Linked DNA regions of Mus musculus: region 2 is linked to region 1. Evidence: chromatin loops called from intact Hi-C (ENCODE). Cell type or tissue: left cerebral cortex. All regions are shown on one strand. Each heading gives the region's core, and the rest is flanking DNA. Links, peaks and the distances in the headings are about the cores only. Region 1 overlaps D630045J12Rik (RIKEN cDNA D630045J12 gene). Region 2 overlaps Ttc26 (tetratricopeptide repeat domain 26).

What was found. Hi-C counts contacts between places; a loop is a spot of excess contacts. Peaks named below come from ENCODE experiments on the same cell type or tissue, not always from the same donor. Only the 100,000 strongest peaks of a DNase experiment are listed, where the experiment ranks them.
Region 2: a loop joins it to region 1, with 2.2 times the contacts of the local background. A loop is called at or near these places in 2 of 42 quality-filtered maps.

Annotation. Positions count from the first base shown.
Region 1 is chr6:38,170,457-38,180,094 of GRCm38, forward strand. It overlaps D630045J12Rik (RIKEN cDNA D630045J12 gene), which reads right to left. Exons shown (of 20, transcript NM_194061.3): 7 at 8,375-8,434; 8 at 7,151-7,299; 9 at 3,692-3,869. Among named protein-coding and RNA genes, the nearest start is that of Gm52858, 35 kb to the left of the region's middle. In left cerebral cortex, for the core only: no CTCF peak of the experiment used is centred there; no DNase peak of the experiment used is centred there.
Region 2 is chr6:38,402,834-38,412,471 of GRCm38, forward strand. Ttc26 (tetratricopeptide repeat domain 26) reads left to right here. Exons shown (of 18, transcript NM_153600.2): 10 at 634-689; 11 at 1,649-1,702; 12 at 3,104-3,167; 13 at 6,582-6,670; 14 at 7,941-8,024; 15 at 9,191-9,260. Among named protein-coding and RNA genes, the nearest start is that of Ttc26, 26 kb to the left of the region's middle. In left cerebral cortex, for the core only: no CTCF peak of the experiment used is centred there; a DNase peak (open chromatin) is centred at 3,895.

The sequences.
Region 1 (9,638 bases), core at 3,471-5,970:
TCACACACACGCACACACATGTGCAGGGACTTTTGCCTGCACATATCTGTAAACTACATGTGTGCACTGCACAACAGAAGCCAGAAGAGGGTGTCCTATCCTCTGGAACTGGAGTTACAGGGGGTTGTGAGCTGCCACATGTGTGCTGTGACTCCAACTCAGGTCCTCTGGAAGAGCAGCCAGTGCTCTTAATCACTGAGCCATCTCTCCAGTCCCAACTAAAAGAGTCTTAGAGAAGTTTATGTTTAACAGGGAGGGAACCGGGCTGTGTTTTAAAATGTGGCCTGGATGGAACTTACATTAATAACTCATTTTGCCCAAGAATAAACAGACATGGTGACAGATCCCCTGACAAGAGCTGAGAGAACTGATACTCTTCTCAGTTCTAATCTAGGAAAACCAGAGAGAGGGGCAGAGAGAGGGAGGTAGTCCTCAGGGCCCCTGCATTGGCCCTGATAGGAAATGAGGCCTTCATCTACCAACCCGGAAATCCCAGGATGTTTGCCCATGTGGCCTTGAGCAGTCCTCAGCTCAGGTGACTCAAGTCTGGCCACTGCCCATGGGAGGAAGGACAGGGAGGCAAGAGAAAGAATGATGTCAGCTTTTAAAGGAAGGAAAAGTAAGAACACGCTGAGAAGGGAAGAGAGGCAGGCCAGGGAGACATAACTGCCCTGGGGCTCTGCTCTGCGTGACTTTCTCTGAGGGTTGATGATATTTCCATGTGCTGTGCAGAATTTACTGTGAGGGCTAGCTAAGTTGCAGAAGCCCTACTGTGCCTACAGACCTAGAGCCACCTGTGCAGGTTCACACAGTAGGCAGCTGAACTTGTTGCGGGGGAGGGAGGGTGTCTCACAGCATGTGTGGTTCATCTCTGGATGTGTGTTTTAGATGGGAGAAATGCCTCACCACATTTCAGAGTTCTCACTGCCTGCTCTGCCCTTTGGAGCAGAGAAAGTATCTCACCCTATCTTCCTACCTTTGGTTCATATTTAGCTCTGGGGCCAGTTAGAAGCTGCTTGTGGCTTTCCCATTATCTAAGGAGAAGCCAGCACTGGTGGATAGTATAACTTTCTAGGCTGTGACAAGCACCTGAGAAACCGCTGACTTGCTAGCTGATAGGCTAGCATATGATAATCTGCACCCTATTACCCCCTAACTCCCTACCTGCCCCAAGAAGATGGTGCTTATATCCTTTTAAAATCAGCCTTTGTAGACAGCACGGAGGGAGGCAGCTCTTCCATCTGCCTCAGGCTCTGGATGCACCGCCAGGAAGTGCTTTTCCTATTCCCTCCTCATTGACCTGAAACATAGCCCACTCTACAGTGACCCCTCAAGCACACCAAGGAGCCTACTAATGGCCACCACTGTCCGTCAGATGAGAAAAGTGCACACAGCAGCCCTCACACAGGTTAGCCCCGTGGACAAGGACCCCCTTAGCCAAAGGCCTTTCCCCCTAAAGAGCAATTTCAAAGGTATCATTCTCTAAAGAACTGCTCTTCCAGAGGACTCAGGTTTGATTTCCAGCACCTACGTGGTGGCTCACAACCCACTATAAGTCCAGTCTCAGTGGACCTAATGCCCTCTTCTGACCTCTGGGCACTACACATAGGTGGAACACAGATATCTGTATAGGTAAAATACCAATACACATAAACTAAAAAAAAAAAAAAATAAAAGTAAGATCTTAAAAAGAAAAGAGTTTGGAGCTGCATCGTGGATTATAGCATGGAGATCGGGCACAACAGCTGAAAGCTGGCCTAGCAGGGCAGCAGTGTTCCAGAGCTGGGACCTGAAGGACTCACGCAGAAGACACCTAGGGTGGGATCGCCTCTACATGGAACTATCTCAGCCACACGGCTCTGCTAGAGTCACTTTGCTTATCTTATGTATTTATTCTTATTTTACATATATGATTATTTGCCTAGATGTACAAATGGGAACCGTGTGGGTCTGGTAGCTGCAGAAACCAGAAGAGGGTGTCAGATACCCCTGGGTCTAGAATTATGGTGGTCATGAGCCACCATGTGGATGCTGTGAACAGAACCCAGGTCCTCTGCAAGAGCAGCCAGTGTCCCAAGCCACAGAGCCATCTCTCCATCCCCATGATTCCGCTTCATGGAAGAAAGCAGACAGTGTATGAAGACTGAGAGCCGCACGGGGAGCCTGATACAAAGGGGCTGGCCACAGGTTCTCCTCCCCCATCTCCAATGATTTAGTCCAGAAAGCTGTGACTGAGGGGACATAAAAGTTGTACCTGTTACAGCCAAGCTAGGCTGTCATAACTGACCTTCATAACTGAAATACAAAGCTTCGTGAGAAGCACAAAAGCAAGTCTGTGGTCACAGCATGCCCTCCTGACAGTCACGCCCGGGCTCTGTGAGCTCTGATGGCACTGTCAATCATGCCAACTCCACTTTCTTAGGAGTGTTAAATGTAAGATCACGTGTGGAATGAGAATGTCTTAGTAGTCATTTCTGGTTGCATCTTTGCATCTTTGTGTGGTACATTTTATGGATGTTAGCATGCACCCACAATGACATTTAAGCACAGCTCCCTAAGTCTATGTCTTTAATAAACATAAGGAAACAAACAAACATCACATTGCCCCCTCCCTGACCTCAGTAAAGTTCTTCAAGATTCTCTGATGTCAGGGCCTGTGTCTGTGACTGTGCCGTGGGGAGCAGGTTTTCCCATACACTGTGAAGGACCGCTCTGGGTCATAGAGGGGAAACACACACTCTAAAGAGGCAGTCAGCTTGTAAAATCTTATTTAGAGAGTTATGATTCTCCATGCTGCTCCCTTTTTCTTCATTTCAAATGTACACCCAAAATTTGGAAGTTGGTCAAGAGGTACTACTGCCAGAGGGCCAAGTGCCTTCCAGTAATAATAGAAAATATCAAACACGTCTTTCTAACTGTAGAGCGGTGTGAGGCGAGGTGATGGAGAAACAGGACTGAAAAGAGAGGAAGGATCAAGGGACTCCTTTGTGTTGCCAGACCCCAAGGAAGCCAGTCAGCCTAGAGGGCAGCTCTTAGCTTCCTGACTGACTCACCGTCCCCACCAGCATGCAGGGCGGGACATGGAAGGTTTTGGAATAAAAACAGAATAGGTACATTATTTTGCCTATGATGGATTTTTAAATGAAAACTAGTACGGGGTAGGGAAAAGGATGTTCATGTTGATATAAGGTTCTGTGACTCACTAGCAACTCCATGAATATGAGGTGTGAGGTAGGAAAAAGACAGCCAGGCCACAGTCACACAGACAGAAATAAAAATAAAGAGGGTCTCAGCAAGTGAAGAACTTGTCACGCAAGCCTGAAGGCTGGAGCTGGAACCCCAGAACCCCATAAAGATGAAAGGGAAAAACTGACTCTACAAAGTTGTCCTCTGATCTCCACACATGCACCATGGCATGTGTACATGCACACACACACATGCACACACATATGCACACGCATGTACACACACATGCGCACATACACGTGTACAAACACACATGTGTACACACATGTGCACGCATGCACACACATGTACACACGCATGTGCACATACACATGCACACAGAGTAATAATAAATAAACTTAAGAAAAACACAGGAAAGTCTCAGCAAATGAACATCAACAACCAGCCCGGGTCAGATGCTGTAGCTCAGAGTTCACTATCAGAACACAAGTGGCTTCAGACTTACGCTGGGCAATGACGCCTTGAATCCGGTACCCCAGGATGATGGCTGCCCTCTGGAGGTCTACCTTGTTGATCAGATCTGAAGACTTGACTGCACTGAGTCTCTCTCCATCTTGATTCTCCACAAAGTAGATGAGCTGCACCGGGTTGTCATCTCCCTCCAGCCTGGACACGTTCACCACCTTCGAGAACACAGAGTCCATCAGCGTCATGGAAGCTCACAATGCCAGATGCCCCTTCTCAGGGCACATAGTGGTCCCTAGTGCGTGACTTGGGATTTATCCTGGCTCTCTTAAAAAGCTTACTACCACATCGGGAGTCGCAGGATCCCCACTGTCCTCTGCTGCTGGAGAGCGTTCAAATGAAAGCTGCTCTGTGTAGAATGGCAACTGTGCTTTAATTTAATGTTTTCTTAGAGATAACGGGACCAAAAGCATGCACAGAGCACTACCGGGCAGTCTGAAATTGTAATGGACAAACCCACCATGTTATGAGAGTATACTGTTCTCCTAGGTGGGAGTGGTTCTACCTGATCTCTTCCTCAGTCTGCGCAAACGTCTGATTAGCTCTACTGATATGTAGAATAGTGAATTCTTTGCTCTTTGACATGGGTGTCACTGCAGAAAGGTTAGCCTCATCACCAGGCTCCGTCGTCCATCACATACCAGTACCCACTGTCCTCTCTCCCCTTGACACCCAAAGTGATAGCTGAAAGCATCTCTGGGCATGCCAAGCGCCTTGTGAATTTATGCTTCTACAAGCCAACCAGAGCTAACCTATCTCTAACCTGAACCCTGTATATTTGATACAGGAGAGGAACACACTAGCAAAGGAACACACTTGGAGGGTCCAACCTCTGGCACTTCAAGGACACTCAGTCCTGGGAGGACTTACTTGTTGGCCTCTGCTTGCTCTTCTGAGGTCAGCTCCCTAACCACCCCCACCCCACCCCCACTCCCAGGCCACCTTCTTCTCCCTCCTCATTTCACCACACTGGTTACCTTGTATTAGCTATAGAAAGAAATGGTATGCAAGGACCACTGAAAACTTGAGTAGGTCATATCTGTCTTTACTTCTAACTTTTATATTAAAAAGTCCGTGGGATTTAGAAACCACAACTTCTTATAGAAATCTCATTCTCAGTAGTGGCTACTTTGAATAAAGACTCTGCAAGCTATCCAGCCTGGAAGGAGCCATCAGAAAGTCTAATCCCAGCATTCTTTCTGGATGGTGACTAATCATTTTTATATCAGGAACCACAATATACAAGGTATCCCCCCAGTCAACCACTGGGGTGACTATAAGTATATGCACCTTATACAAATTATATGGCCCAATGGAGAAACTTTGAAAAGCATGTATAAAAGACTGTAGAGAATAAAATGAAAATCTCTTTCAATCAATTAAAGAAAACTTCTCTAAAGATCTGAGTGCATTTCCTGTGAATTCTCTGTTACTATCAGAATTGTTCTTCTTGCTCCTGCCTCTCTCTTCAGCGCCTTTCACCAGAGCACATCTCTTTTCCTTTCTTCTTTTTCACTATTTATGTATTTTATGTGCATGAGTGTTCTTCATGCACACCTGCATGACAGAAGAGGGCATCGGATCTCATTACAGATGGTTGTGAGCCTTGCTGGGAATTGAACTCAGGACCTCTGGAAGAGCAGCCAGTGCTCTTAACCACTGAGCCATCTCACCAGCTATAGGAGGAAAAATTTTTAATGGCTGGAAAATATTCTAATACATAATGATTTGCTTTATACCTACTCCCTAATTCCTAGACAGTTATGTTGGCTCAGTATTTTCTTATTTCTTTTATTAATTTTTAGAGTAGGGGAAAACAAGGTGTCACTGTGCACCCTAGGCAGGCCTGGAGCTGTCTGTGTAGACCAGGCTGGCCCTCCTCGGGCAGGTGGGAGCACGAGGATGATCTGCAGAAACTGGTTCTCTCCCGCTACCACGTGATGCCTGAGAACTGAACCCAGATCATCAGACTTGGTGGCAAGTGCCATCTCAGGAGCCCTCGTTCAGTGTTCATGGCCACAAATAAGGTTCAGGTACCTTGGTCATGTTAAGGGAGAGCAGACACAGAGAGGAGCGTCTAGGCCATGTGTCAGGTGGCCCTGGTCTGTGAAGGCTCGGTTGACTCCCACAGATGTGATATTTTTACCTTTAGGAGCTCGTGTATCCATTTAATACCTGACCGCCCAGGTTTTTTCTCTATAGCTGCTTCATACGCAAACCCAGCCCTTGAACTGTATGAGGCTTCAGCTACTGAACAAGGTGAGACCTCCATAATTCATTTTAATGTTTATTTGCAGTATGTTTGCTTATTTAATGATTACATTTATTAGTGCTTTTTCTGTTTATAATGTTTTAAATCTTTCTTAATATTTTGGCCTGGAAATATGGCTCAGTGGTTAAGAGCATGCACTGCTCTGGAAGACCCGAGTTCAAGTCTCAGAACCCTCATTGGGTAGCTCACAGCCAACCCTAACTCCAGCTTCAGGAGCCTTCATTCACGTGCACACATGCCTACACACACATATATATAATTATAAACAAATATTCAAAATCTTAGTACTTTGTAAACTTCCCTAGTATGAGTGTATCTTGCAAGGGAGCTATCTTGGGAACCTAAGAGGCTATGTTTCTGAATGGGGAGCAGCAAGCAAGACTGAGAGGGACAAATTCGGTGAGAATGCTGGGGAACACGGATGCTATTTCTAGGCAAAACCGGCACCTTGGCCCGCCCATGTCACTTCCATTATCTTGTTCTCAACACCAGCCACCCTTCACTGCTGAGTTTCACCCCAGTTTTGTGTTTCGGAAATGTTCGGTGAACCCCGTTTTTCTGTGATCTTCCAAGTCTGTAAGTGGTAAAGAAAGAAAATTCACACCATTCACACAGAGACAGGATTAAATAACAGCCCCGCCTCTAATGTTCTGTGAGCAAGTGTGTTTTTTAAATAGGTCATTTTCCAATTCAAACAAGTCTGCCTCTATGGCCTCTCTGCCCAGTCCCCATAGTGAAGACAGTTTAGGGGTAACAAAAGACAACCAGGCTGGCAGGAGGTGGGGAGGGCAAGATGCCTGAACAGAGGGCAGAAAATGCCCTTCTCTGTCTGCTGAGGACTGCCCCCGATCAGTGACTCCTCTCTAAGATGCAACTAGTGCCATACAACAAGATCAACTGTTGGTGAGTTAAAAATTTGCTCTTCAAAACCAGCGCCTCATGATGATATAGGAACCCAGTGGTAAGTTCCCTACTATGCTCCTCGTAGTCCAGGGCTAGGCCAACCAATCGCCAAGGTTTCTGTCTGGACTCTGAGTTGTCTTGCAAGGCTGCCACATTCAGTAGTACTGTCATTTTACACCAGGATTTCCCCGCTTGCACGAAAACAGCCTTTTTCCAGCGGGCTTCTCCTCTGTTCCCAACCCCCCTTCCTTCAGTAAGTAGTACCTGTACCACGCTGTTCCCAGCAGCTACAGTGGCTCTCCGCCACACGCGTCTTCGGGTGGGCACCTCGCTGAGCAGCTGAGCCAGTTTGCGCTCCATCTCGGCTGGAAACACTTCATTGTGGAGCTGTTTTTCCACTACACCCAGGAGGACTGTGTTCAGCAAGAAGCACAAAGCACTCAGGGTAAGTCAGCACAGACAGGGATGGCCTCGGGATGTGTGCGCATGTGCAAACATCCACACAAAAGGACCACGAGACACTAATCCCTAGACAGGTAAAGGTCCCCCAGAGTGGCCCCGGTCCATGGCAAACTGAAGACAAGTGGGCCCAGGAACTCAGTGCTGTGGGAAAGCTAAATACAGAGCATTCCCTAAGATCAGACAAGTATCCTGTCAGCCTGGGATAGTCTGAGTTCTTATCTTGTTTTTGGACAGGGACTTACAGTCTCCCTTGTACAGAGGGGATCTGCTTTCTTCTTGCTGTCTCTATCAAACATATCTGAACAGATAAGTCAGCTTATCCTTTAGCTGATGGGGGCAACAGCACTTCCAGCCAAACTGGTTTCAATTCTGTCCGAGGTCCATCTCTGGGCGAGTCAGTTCAGCACTCTAAGGTCACTATGCCATGTGCAAAGAGGTCTCCCACACAGGGCTTCAGAGCCCAACTCGACTGGCAAGAGCTGAGCCCCACAAATGGTGTCAATCACTACTTAAACACTTTCTTTCCTTATGATTGGCCACTGGCTGCTTGCACATTGGGACTTGGGACTGTGTCACTGTCTCTTAGAGTTCCAGAGCCAGGTCAGAGAGCCTTGCACTGAAATGTTATGACCTCGGTCTATCTAAGGCTCATCTATGGCCGAATCAACTCTGTCTAAATGACTATCCCGGGTCCCCAAACTACTTTATTCATCTAGACAATGCTTTCAGAAGAAAAATACCCTTGCTTTTGTGCACCACCCTGTCTCAGGTCAGGTGACTGCGGGTTCGGGTAGATTCTGCCCTGGAGTTGATGTATGAATTTTAAAAGAAACTCTTTCTGTGCCATAACCCAGCAGGACACACTCCCATGGCCCAAATCAAACCCGATTTTCGTTCATTCTCTGCCAAGAATTTAAAGTACATCTTGTCCCGAATTTGGGAAACAGGAGGGTCACGTCAACCCCCATATGCCCTCACAGACTCCATGTTGTCTAGTTCTCCAAACGTTACGTAAGTTGAACATACCTGTTCTGACCCAAGAGGACTTCAGTAACTGAGATAAATTGAGCTGCGGGTATTGGAAGGCTATAAAAAGGAGAGTCAGAGAGGGAGAAAAGTCTGTAAGAAACATGTTTTCACTGGCCAGGAAGGTAAGTTAAGCGTTCTGAGGCTGTGAGGTAAATCATAACACTTTATCCTTCCTACGCGATAGCACTAAGAGATGACAAAATACTGCAAGTGTGAAGGTTGGCAGGCACCACTTTCTGAGCATCTAGTCCATAGGAGAAGGAAGGATGAGAAAGGTGTTTCCCCAGCCTCATCACTGACCGCTGTATCAACAAAATCACTGCAATGTCTCCTGTGTGTGTTGTTTTAGAGCAAAGGATTTGCAAGCTGTGTTCTTCAGAGCCAAGGGCTTTCTCAGCAATGCCTCAGCATAAAGGGAAGCAGGTTTTGGCTTGCTGGGAGCTGTCTCTGTGTACTCCTGCTCAGACTTCCATTGTTTTAGCTGTATGTACATATATTGTTCAAAATCAAAATTGTTGCATATAAATAACTTCACTCCTATCTACTTTTCTATATGGAGGTGTACTAGCTGGTTTTGGATGTCAACTTGACACAGCTGAAGTTATCACAGAGAAAGGAGCTTCAGTTGAGGAAATGCCTCCATGAGATCCAGCTGTGGGACATTTTCTCAATTAGTGATCAAGGGGGAAAGGCCCCTTGTGGGTGGGACCATCTCTGGGCTTGTAGTCTTGGTTCTATAAGAGAGCAAGCTGAGCAAGCCAGGGGAAGCAAGCCAGTAAAGAACATCCCTCCACGGCCTCTGCATCAGCTCCTGCTTCCTGACCTGCTTGAGTTCCAGTCCTGACTTCCTTTGGTGATGAACAGCAGTATGGAAGTGTAAGCTGAGTAAACCCTTTCCTCCCCAACTGCTTCTTGGTCATGATGTTTGTGCAGGAATAGAAACCCTGACTAAGACAGCATGTTTTATGGTTTATTTTTAATCATATAAGTATATGTGTGAGAGAGAGTGAGAGAGAGAGTATTTATGTAGGTTTGTACACATGTGAGCGTAAGGTGCTCTGAGAGACCAGAAGAGGGTGTCAGAGCCCCTGGAGAAGCAACCACAGGTGTGACTGCTGGAAACTGAACTTGGTACCTCTGCGAGAACTCTATGTATGGGTTCTAATCACTAAGCTATCTCTATAGCCCACTACTCTCAAGTTCTATAGTTTGTTCTTCTTAATTTAATTAGTAATATATTGAGAAACATTAGGAATCATGA
Region 2 (9,638 bases), core at 2,528-5,027, 230 kb after region 1:
CTCAGAGTGGTTGGACCATGTCCTTAAAGATGTCTCTAGGGGTTGGCCTCTGGCCTTCACATACATGCACATGTGACATACACACATACATGCATGCATATTTTTAAACTTTTTTTTTAAGATTTATTTATTTACATGAGTACACTGTAGCTGTTTTCAGACATACCAGAAGAGGGCATCAGAGCCCATTACAGATGGTTGTGAGCCACCATGTGGTTGCTGGGAATTGAACTCAGGACCTCTAGAAGAGCAGTCAGTGCTCTTAACCACTGAGCCATCTCTCCAGCTTCATACATGCATTTAAAAAAAAAAATAGTTTTCTTTAGGATAGTTACATAGCCTTGAACTTGATGGAGAATTAAAGGTCAAGTAATATATGGCATTCTCATTCTCTCTGTCTCTGTCTCTGTCTCTGTCTCTGTCTCTCTCTCGTGTGTGTGTGTGTGTGTGTGTGTGTGTGTGTGTGTGTGTTTGTGTTTGCACCTGCTGTAAAAGCAGTCTATTGTTAAGCTGCACCCTCAGCCCTATTGGGTATGATTATTTGAATACTGCAACTCTCAACTTTCTAGTGAGTGATTAAGAGAGCCTTGCTGAAACACAAGCCCATGTAACGACTGACTTCTTACATTGCAGATGATGTGCAGGAAGCCTATAATTTAATCAAGGATTTGGAACCCACTACACCTCAGGTAACTGGAGCTGCTACACAGTTTTAGAACAAGTGCTGTGGAGAGCAGCACTGTAGACACACAGCTGTAAGCTGTGTCAGACTCTACTATAAGAGTCCTACTGTGGAAGACCGTATATGCTGATGGATTTGTTCAACTTTGGGATGAGAATGAATGTTTTGGGCTTTTTTTTTTTTTTAAACTGTAGCTCAAGTACCTCAATATTCATTTGATTCCCTACAAGGTATAAAATTTGAAAATATAAAATGTTTTTAAAAATGAAATTTCTTTATAGAGATTTCATTTATAGAGATAAGTCTGCAACTTATCGTTTTTCCCTCAGGTTGTTAGCTCATTGCATTCAGGGACTGTGTCTCTACTGTATCTTCCACGCTGTGTATACTAAGTACATGGAAAGCACCCCGTCCTTTTCATTGAATAAAGGACTGGTTTTTGTTTTGTTTTGTTTTTTTGAGACAGGGTTTCTCTGCGTAGTCCTGGCTGTCCTGGAACTCACTTTGTAGACCAGGCTGGCCTCGAACTCAGAAATCTGCCTGCCTCTGCCTCCCGAGTGCTGGGATTAAAGGCGTGCGCCACCACGCCCGGCTCTGAATAAAAGACTGAATGAAGCCAGGCTATCTGGCCTATCAGGCCCCAGGAATCTGCCTATTTTCACCTCCCCAGCACTGGAATGACAAGTGTCTTTTTACGTGGGTCCTGGGGATTGAACTCGGGTCCTCATGGCAAGCCCTTTGCCAACAACAAACTCCAGCCTCTCAGTGAAGGATTTCTGCTTGAGACTGGGCTTTTACAATGATAAACTCTGCCCTCTAGACCTCTAGACGTAAAACCAGACTCCTCATTTTTCCATAAGCCAGGATAGAGCAGAGAAAAGCGAGCCAGCATATGAAGTAGAGTTGGTGCAAGGGGCTAACAAGAAAGCCCATGTAACTGTGATTTGTGTGCTTGTGTTTTCCCAGGAGTATATCCTCAAGGGAGTTGTCAATGCAGCCCTTGGCCAGGAAATGGGTTCAGTGAGTATGACGTCATGATAACCTATATTTGGCAAAGTTCTGGCTATGTAAAGACCACAGTAGATACTGACGTGCAACAACTAACCAGCTTACACTCGCTGGCTTCCTTTGAAGGCCCCTGTTCCTTAGTGTTTGGGTAGGGGTGCTAGGGATCAACCCTTCTGCATGGTAGATTCTTGTGCTGAGTCACATCCTCAGTTCCTTTATTTCTTCAAAATCTCAAGTTCAGGTATTCTGCAAGAACAATTCTATTGTGTAGAGGTTTTTTTTTTTTTGTTTTTTGTTTTTAATACAAAATTCTAACCATAAAACTTACTCTTTTGTTTAAAAAAGCTCCAATGTAATAGAGTTATTTCTTTTCTGACAAACACAAACAATGGATTTGGCATGGGAAACTTCTTTCTCTAGAAAAGCTTTTGTTAAGGTCCTGGAAATACACCCTCATCTCTTCTAGAATAGCTTTTGTTTGCTTGTTTGTTTGTTTGTTTGTTTGTTTTTCTGGGGACAGGGTTTCTCTGGGCAGCCTTGGCTGTCCAGAAGCTCACTCTGTAGACCAGGCTGACCTAGAAGATCTGCCTGCCTCTGCCTCCCCAGTTCTGGGATCAAGGTACGTGCTACCACTGCCTGGCCAATTTTTTTTTATTGTTGTTCTTTGTTTTGTTTTAATTTTGATTTCTCTAGTTAGGGTCTCATATACCATATCCTCAGGATGGCCTTGAACTCACATAAATCTTCAATCTTTCTGCCTCAGTCTTCCCAGTGTTTGGTTTAAAAAGCATCTTACAACTATAAAAGCAGTTCAAGGTTAGGCTGCTGTTGGGCATGGTCCCCCACCTATAACTATAGCACTTGGGAGGCCAAAGCTATTCAACAGCCCAGGTTACACAGTGCAACCCTTTCTCAACAGCAGGCAGACAGGTGGGCACGCAAACAGATGGGTGGATAAACTAAGGCTCTTATCCATGTTAATGTATTAAGTTCTTCATGAAACAAAGGATACAATAAATAAATCTTTCCTCTCTGAGTCCCTTCATATAGGTAGGCAGCAAATACTTACTGTTGAGACGAATGAGTCTAATAAGTAATCCTTGTTCTGTCTATAGCACCTTTACAAAGTTCAGACACAGAGTTACATATTTGTTGAATGTGTAAATTTACTTAATTAATGAATTTTAGAGTGGAATTTTGAGGTTAGAGTTTTCTTCTCTAACTGATTCTACCTGTGTTCACACAATTCTAGATTGTAATTTTCTAGGTACTGTGCTAATAAGAACTTGAGCATGATATAAAACAAGGATATGTGTTAAATGACACACAGAAAAATGCATTACAGTCATAAGTACAATATAAATAAAATATTTGTACCTGCTGCCTCTCTACGAGTTCTGTTCTGTTTTGCAGAGGGATCATATGAAAATTGCCCAGCAGTTTTTCCAGTTGGTAGGAGGATCAGCTAGTGAATGTGGTATGTCTATGATCTGTCCTTTTGAACACAGTTCATATTTGCAGTTGGACAATATTGACTGGTGGAGTCTGCGTGTCTAGAGATATATGTTATGCTTCTTGCTATGAAGCAACAAGTTAGAAATTGGAGAGGAAGGCTGAGGATGTAGCTCATTTTGTAGTTTGATCAACTAGCACTTGGGAAGCCTTGGGTTTGATCCCTTAGCACCACATTAAGTAAACATCATAGGTGGTACCTATAATTCTAGCCCTCGGGAAATAGAAACAGTACCATTAGAAGCTCAAAGAATAATTAGCTCCACTGTGAAGGATATCCTGGGTCACAGGAGACCCTGTTGCAACAATCACACACACACACACACACACACACACACAAATAAACACAACAATAAGAGAAAATATCAGCATTTTCCCTTTTGAACATACCAGTGAAAGAGGATAAGAGAGGGCTAGAGAGATGGTCAGTGGTTAAGAACATCTGCTGCTTTTCCAGAGGAGTCAAGGTCAGTTCCCAGTACCCACATCAGGTGGTTCACAACTGCATGTAAGCCCAGCTCCAGGGGATCCAGTATTCCCTTCTGGCCTCCACAGGCCCCTGCGTTCACATGTGCACATACGTAAAATACAAATAACTTTGTTTTAAAAAATGGATATGAGATTAGAGAAATGACTCGTCAGCTAAGAGCACTGTTTGCTCTTACAGAGAACCTGAATTCAACTCCCAACACCCACAGGACAACTCACAACTGTGTGTAACGCCACTCCTAAGAAACTGATGTCTTCTGGCCTCCATGGCAACCAGGCACACATGATAAACAGACATATGTTTAAGCAAAGCACTAATACATGCAAAAAATATATAAGTACAGTTTTTAAAAGAGCGATGTGAGAATAAATAAACAGGAATAAATTTTCTTCTTATTCCTGAAAGTTGTAAATATAGATTAGTTTTAATGTGAAATGATCTTATGGAATTTTTAACAACTCCAGATATATTTACCTTCTGGCATGTTGCAGTCGTCCCCCACCCCCAAGTGGGTCATTTGCCTTTAATTTCCCTTTTTGTTGTTTTGTTTTTGAGACAGGGTCTTGAGATGACATTGTGTATCCTTAGCTGGTCTGGAACTCACTACCAGGTTCACTTTGAACTTACGATCATCTTGCCTCTGCTCCCGAGTACTATGATTACAGGCAAGCACCACAGCAAAGCCTGACTTTAGAGCATATTTTGTTGATTATAGAAATAATCCCAGCCGGGCGTGGTGACGCAGGCCTTTAATCCCAGCACTCGGGAGGCAGAGGCAGGCGGATTTCTGAGTTCGAGGCCAGCCTTGTCTACAAAGTGAGTTCCAGGTCAGCCAGGGCTATACAGAGAAACCCTGTCTCAAAAAACAAAAACAGAAAAAGAAAAAGAAAAAAAAAAAGAAAAAGAAAAAAGAACCCCAGACTGAGGCGAAGGCTCCGTGGTGAGCACTTATCAGCATGAGGGCCTGAGTCTGGATAACGAGCTCCCATAGAGATAGGGCAGTGAGCATCTGTAATCCCAGTGTTCCTGATGCGAGATGGGAGGTGGAGCCTGGAGAATCCCCACAAGTTTACTGGGCATCTAGCCTGACATATACGGGCAAACTGCAAGAGAGTCTGACTCAAACAAGGTAGAAGGTATGGAACATGTAAGGTTGTCCTCTCACCCCCTCATGAGTTCCATTGTACATACACCTGTACACAGACAAACATGCATGCACATCATACATATACACACATTTGTCACACACATAAAAAAGGAAAAATTAAAACTAAGGGCCAGTCTTATGTGGTATTAATTGGCGGGGAAGGAGGCTTGATGCCCCAGCATAGAGGGATGCTAGGGGGGTGAGGCAGGAGCGGGTGGATGAGTGAGGGACACCCTCTTAGAGGCAAAGGGGAGGGAAGGGGGGATGGGAGGGAAGTTGTGGAAGGGTAATCGGGAAAGGGAATATCATTTGAAGTGTAAATGAATAAAATGATTAATAATAATAGTGGCCAGTGAGCTGAGTCAGTAGGTAAGGATGAATGTCTACCTCATGACCTGAGTTTGTTCGCCAAACAGCACATGATAGAAAGGGAGAAACAGCTTTTACAACCTGTCCTCTGACCTCTGCATGCCTACCAAGGCAGATTCATGGCCACACTCAGATGCAATTCAAATGTATACAAAATGTAATAAAATACACTTGAAATATTAAAAAACAATGATTCCATTAAAAAAGAGAGAGAGAAATGGCTTAGTGGTTAGGAGCATGTATTACTCTTGCAGAGGGCCAGAATTTGGTTCCCAGCACTCACAACTAGCTGTTACTCTAGGTTCGGTTCAGGGAAACTTATACCCTCTTCTAGCTTCTGTGGGCATCTGCACACATACACATAAATAAACATAAACCCTTTAAAAAGAGACAGAGTGCTGGGAGGGAAAGTGGGAGGAAGAGAGGAAAAATAGATAAATAAAATTTAAGTCCTGGGATTACAGGCATATGCCACCACATTAAGTTTCTCTTGTTCTCTCTTTTTTTTTTCTATTAAAAAATGTAGTCGGGCGGTGGTGGCGCACACCTTTAATTCCAGCACTCGGAGGCAGAGGCGTGAGGATTTCTGAGTTCGAGGACAGCCAGGGCTACACAGAGAAACCCTGTCTCAAAAAACAAAAAACAAAACAAAAAAATGTAAATCTGCCGGGGTGGCACATGTCTTTAGCACTTTGGGGACAGAGGCAGGTGAATCTCTGTGGGTGGGTTCCAGGCCAGGCTAGTCTACATAGCAAAAAAGTGTGCTGAACTGATTGTTAACTTTTAAAAAATTACTTCTGGAGATTCACAAGTGTTTCACCAACACTATTTATTCAATAGTATTTCCTTTCTCTATTTTTTGATTTGTACAACAAAAACTTACTAAGGCTTTGGGAATGTAGCAACAAATAAAACAAGAATCCCTGCCCTTGTGGGGCTTACAGTGTAGTGGGACAGACAGACCTTGAACATAATACAGAAGAGATCATGGAGCATACCAGACTATGATAAACATTGAACAGAAAAGCAGAGTCTTCAGAATGCCGTGGGTGTGGATGGGGGTGTCATACTAGCATCTGCTATCTCAAATAGAAGTGTAATATCAGAGATAAGTGCTGGACCAGGTCAGAATCAGGTACCTTCACGGCATGTAATTTCTCTGCTGGAGCTCGGAGGCGGGAGGTTGTGTTGGACAGGTAACTATGGAGACTTGACCTGTCTTTGCCTCCTGGTGCTGGTATTAAAAGTGTGTGTCACCATGCCCAGCTGTGCTCCTATTTCTAAATTCTACAGTGACTTAATTTTAACTAAAGACACCTTCTGGTTTCATGAATTTCCATGGTTTCTTCCCCCTTTTCTCAATCCCATTTTAGATACAATACCAGGAAGGCAGTGCATGGCTTCCTGTTTCTTCCTACTTAAACAATTTGATGATGTCTTGATTTACCTCAACTCTTTTAAGGTCAGTATGAATTATCTGTGTGACTTTATATGTGACACACTTTATATGCAGTGTTAAATAGAAATGATGGCTTAGGCAGGAGAATTATGAGTTTGAAGCCCAATTGGATGTGCTGGTACATGCCTTTAATCTCAACACTCAGGAGGCAGAGGCAAAGGCAAGTTTGATCTCTGTGAGTTCAAGGCCAGCCTCTGTAGAGTTCCAGTTGGCCAAAACTATGTAGTGAGACTGTGTCAAAACAATAGAAAAGGAATTCCAGGCCAATCACACTTACTTCTCCCCCACCAAAAAGTTATAATATATAGCCTCTTTTCTCTGGTAGTATTGATGACATCAAGGAATTAATCTAATTCTTTTATTTTTTTAAGACAGGGTTTTCAAAAAAAAAAAAAAAAAAAAAAAGACAGGGTTTTCCTGTATTGTTCTGGCTGTCATGGAACTAACTCTATAGACCAGGCTAGCCTCAAACTCAGACATACACCTGCCTCTGCCTCCCAAATTTGGGGATTAAAGGTGTATGCCACACCTGGCTTAATTCATCAAGATTATTTCTATGGGGGCAGCAAAAAGAAAAAAAGAAAAATAAAAGGAGGGAGGGAGGGAGAGAGGGAGGGAGGGAGGGAGAGAGGGAGAGGGGAGAGAGAGAGAGAGAGAGAGAGAGAGAGAGAGAGAGAGAAGCATGGTGGCCTGAGTTCAATTCAAGAACTTAGGTAAAGGCAGAAGGAAAGAGCTAGAGCTGAACCACAAAATTGTCCTTTGACCTCCACATGCACCGTTGCACACACATCACATATGTACACACACATACACGCGTATGCACACACACACACACACACACACACACACACACACACACACTGATTTCTTTTTTGTCTCACTATGTCACCCTGGCTGGCCTGGAATTCACCATGTAGAGCAGGCTGTCCTCAACTCACAGAGGTCTCTGTCTGCTTCTGCCTCTTGAGTGCTGGGATTAAAGGTGGGGGAATCATGCCCAGTAATAATGAACTATAAGAAAGAAAAGAAAAGAAAAGAAAAGAAAAGAGAGGGGAGGGGAGGGGAGGGGAGGGGGGGGGGGGAGGGGAGGGGAGAGGAGGGGAGGGGAGGGGAGGGGAGGGGAGGGGAGGGGAGAGGAGGGGAGAGGAGAGGAGAGGAGAGGAGAAGAGAAAGAGCGAGGGGGAGGGAGGGAGGAAGAATGTTTAGCATAGCTGATGATTTTACATTTTACATGTTAATATTTAGTGTGGTCTGTTCTTGGTACATTTTTCAGAGTTACTTCTATAATGATGACATCTTTAACTTTAATTATGCCCAAGCCAAAGCTGCAACAGGCAATACCAGTGAGGGTGAAGAGGTGAGTACCTGCCTTTTTTCTCTCTTTAAAATGATGACAAATATTAGGGTGCCTGCTTTCAAAGACATTTGAATGATCATATCTAAAAGCATCCTTAAATTCTTTTTTTTTGGTTTTGGTTTTTGGTTTTTCGAGACAGGGTTTCTCTGTATAGCCCTGCTGGCTGTCCTGGAACTCACTTTGTAGACCAGGCTAGCCTCAAACTCAGAAATCCACCTGCCTCTGCCTTCCAAGTGTTGGGATTAAAGACTAAAGATGTGCGCCACCACGCCCTGCTCTTTAGATTCTTCTCACTAAAATAAAATGGTAAAGAGTAAAGAACTATTAAAGGTTGATTTAGCTAGGGACTAGTACCCCATTCCTATAAACCTAGCACTTAGTAATAGACTAGCCAGCCTCAAATAACAGGAGTCCAGCGAGGTGGCTCAGTGGGTCAAGGAGCTAGCTACATAATAAACCTGGTGACCCAAGGTCATCCCTAGAACCTACTTAAAACCCTGGCTGTGGTAGAACTCCTGTAAATGGGAGGCAGGAACAGGAGAACTGCCTGCAAACTGCAGGCCAGCTAGCCTCCAATATACAGCACTGCAGCAGCAAGAACCAACTTCTGAATGCCGCCCTCTGACCTCCAAATAAATGTACATCATGTCACACATGTACCATGTTCTCTCATGCACACACACACACACACACACACACACACACATGTGCACACACACACACATACACACAGAGTAAATAATTTTAATTTGTTTCATTATAGTTTACATTAAAAAGTACATTATCAACCTGGAGAGTTGGCTCAGCTATTAAGAGCACTTACTGCTTTTGAGGAGACTAGGGTTTAGTTCCTAGCACCTATGTGGTGGCTTTTAACAGCCTACAACCCAAATTCCAGGGCATCTGATACCCTCTCTGTCCTCCGTGGGCTTTTGCATGTTCATGGTGTATATACACTCAGCAGGTTCACATGCATGCCCATAAATAAAAAGATTTTTAAAAGTATACTATCGATAAACATATAGATTTTATAATCATTAACGTTTTCCTTTAATGCTTCAGTTTTCCTATTAAAATATAAGGCTACAGTATCAGCATCCTGGCTAGTTGATAATGTCCATTTTTACTGTATCCTCCGCCTCATGTTTCTTTCTGTTCTCTCACAGGTTTTCCTCTTGATCCAAAGTGAGAAACTGAAAAATGACTACATTTACCTTAGCTGGTTAGCTCGCTGCTGTAAGTTTCCTTCTTCAACATCATGACATGAATTCTAGTTTTCTTTCTATCATGGAATCTGTTTGGGAATTACGTTAAGCATTTTCTACACTTCTTTGTTCTCTGTAGGATTGGTAGACATTGATTGAGGGTTGTTTATGCTCTTCAGTAAGAGCTGCCCTGTGAATGTGATGTGTAACTGCCCGTGACTAGTTCCATCATCCCACACTTACATCCCGCTGCTACTGCAGAAAGATGTCAGGTGTTTTAGCTTTATTAAAGCTTCCAGACTCTGCAGTGTCACTGGAGGAATGATGCTGCCACGTTGATGTTGCCTTTTCATTTTTTAAGCCTGAAAGGTGGCAACATGTCAGAATATAATTTTTGTTCACTGATAAC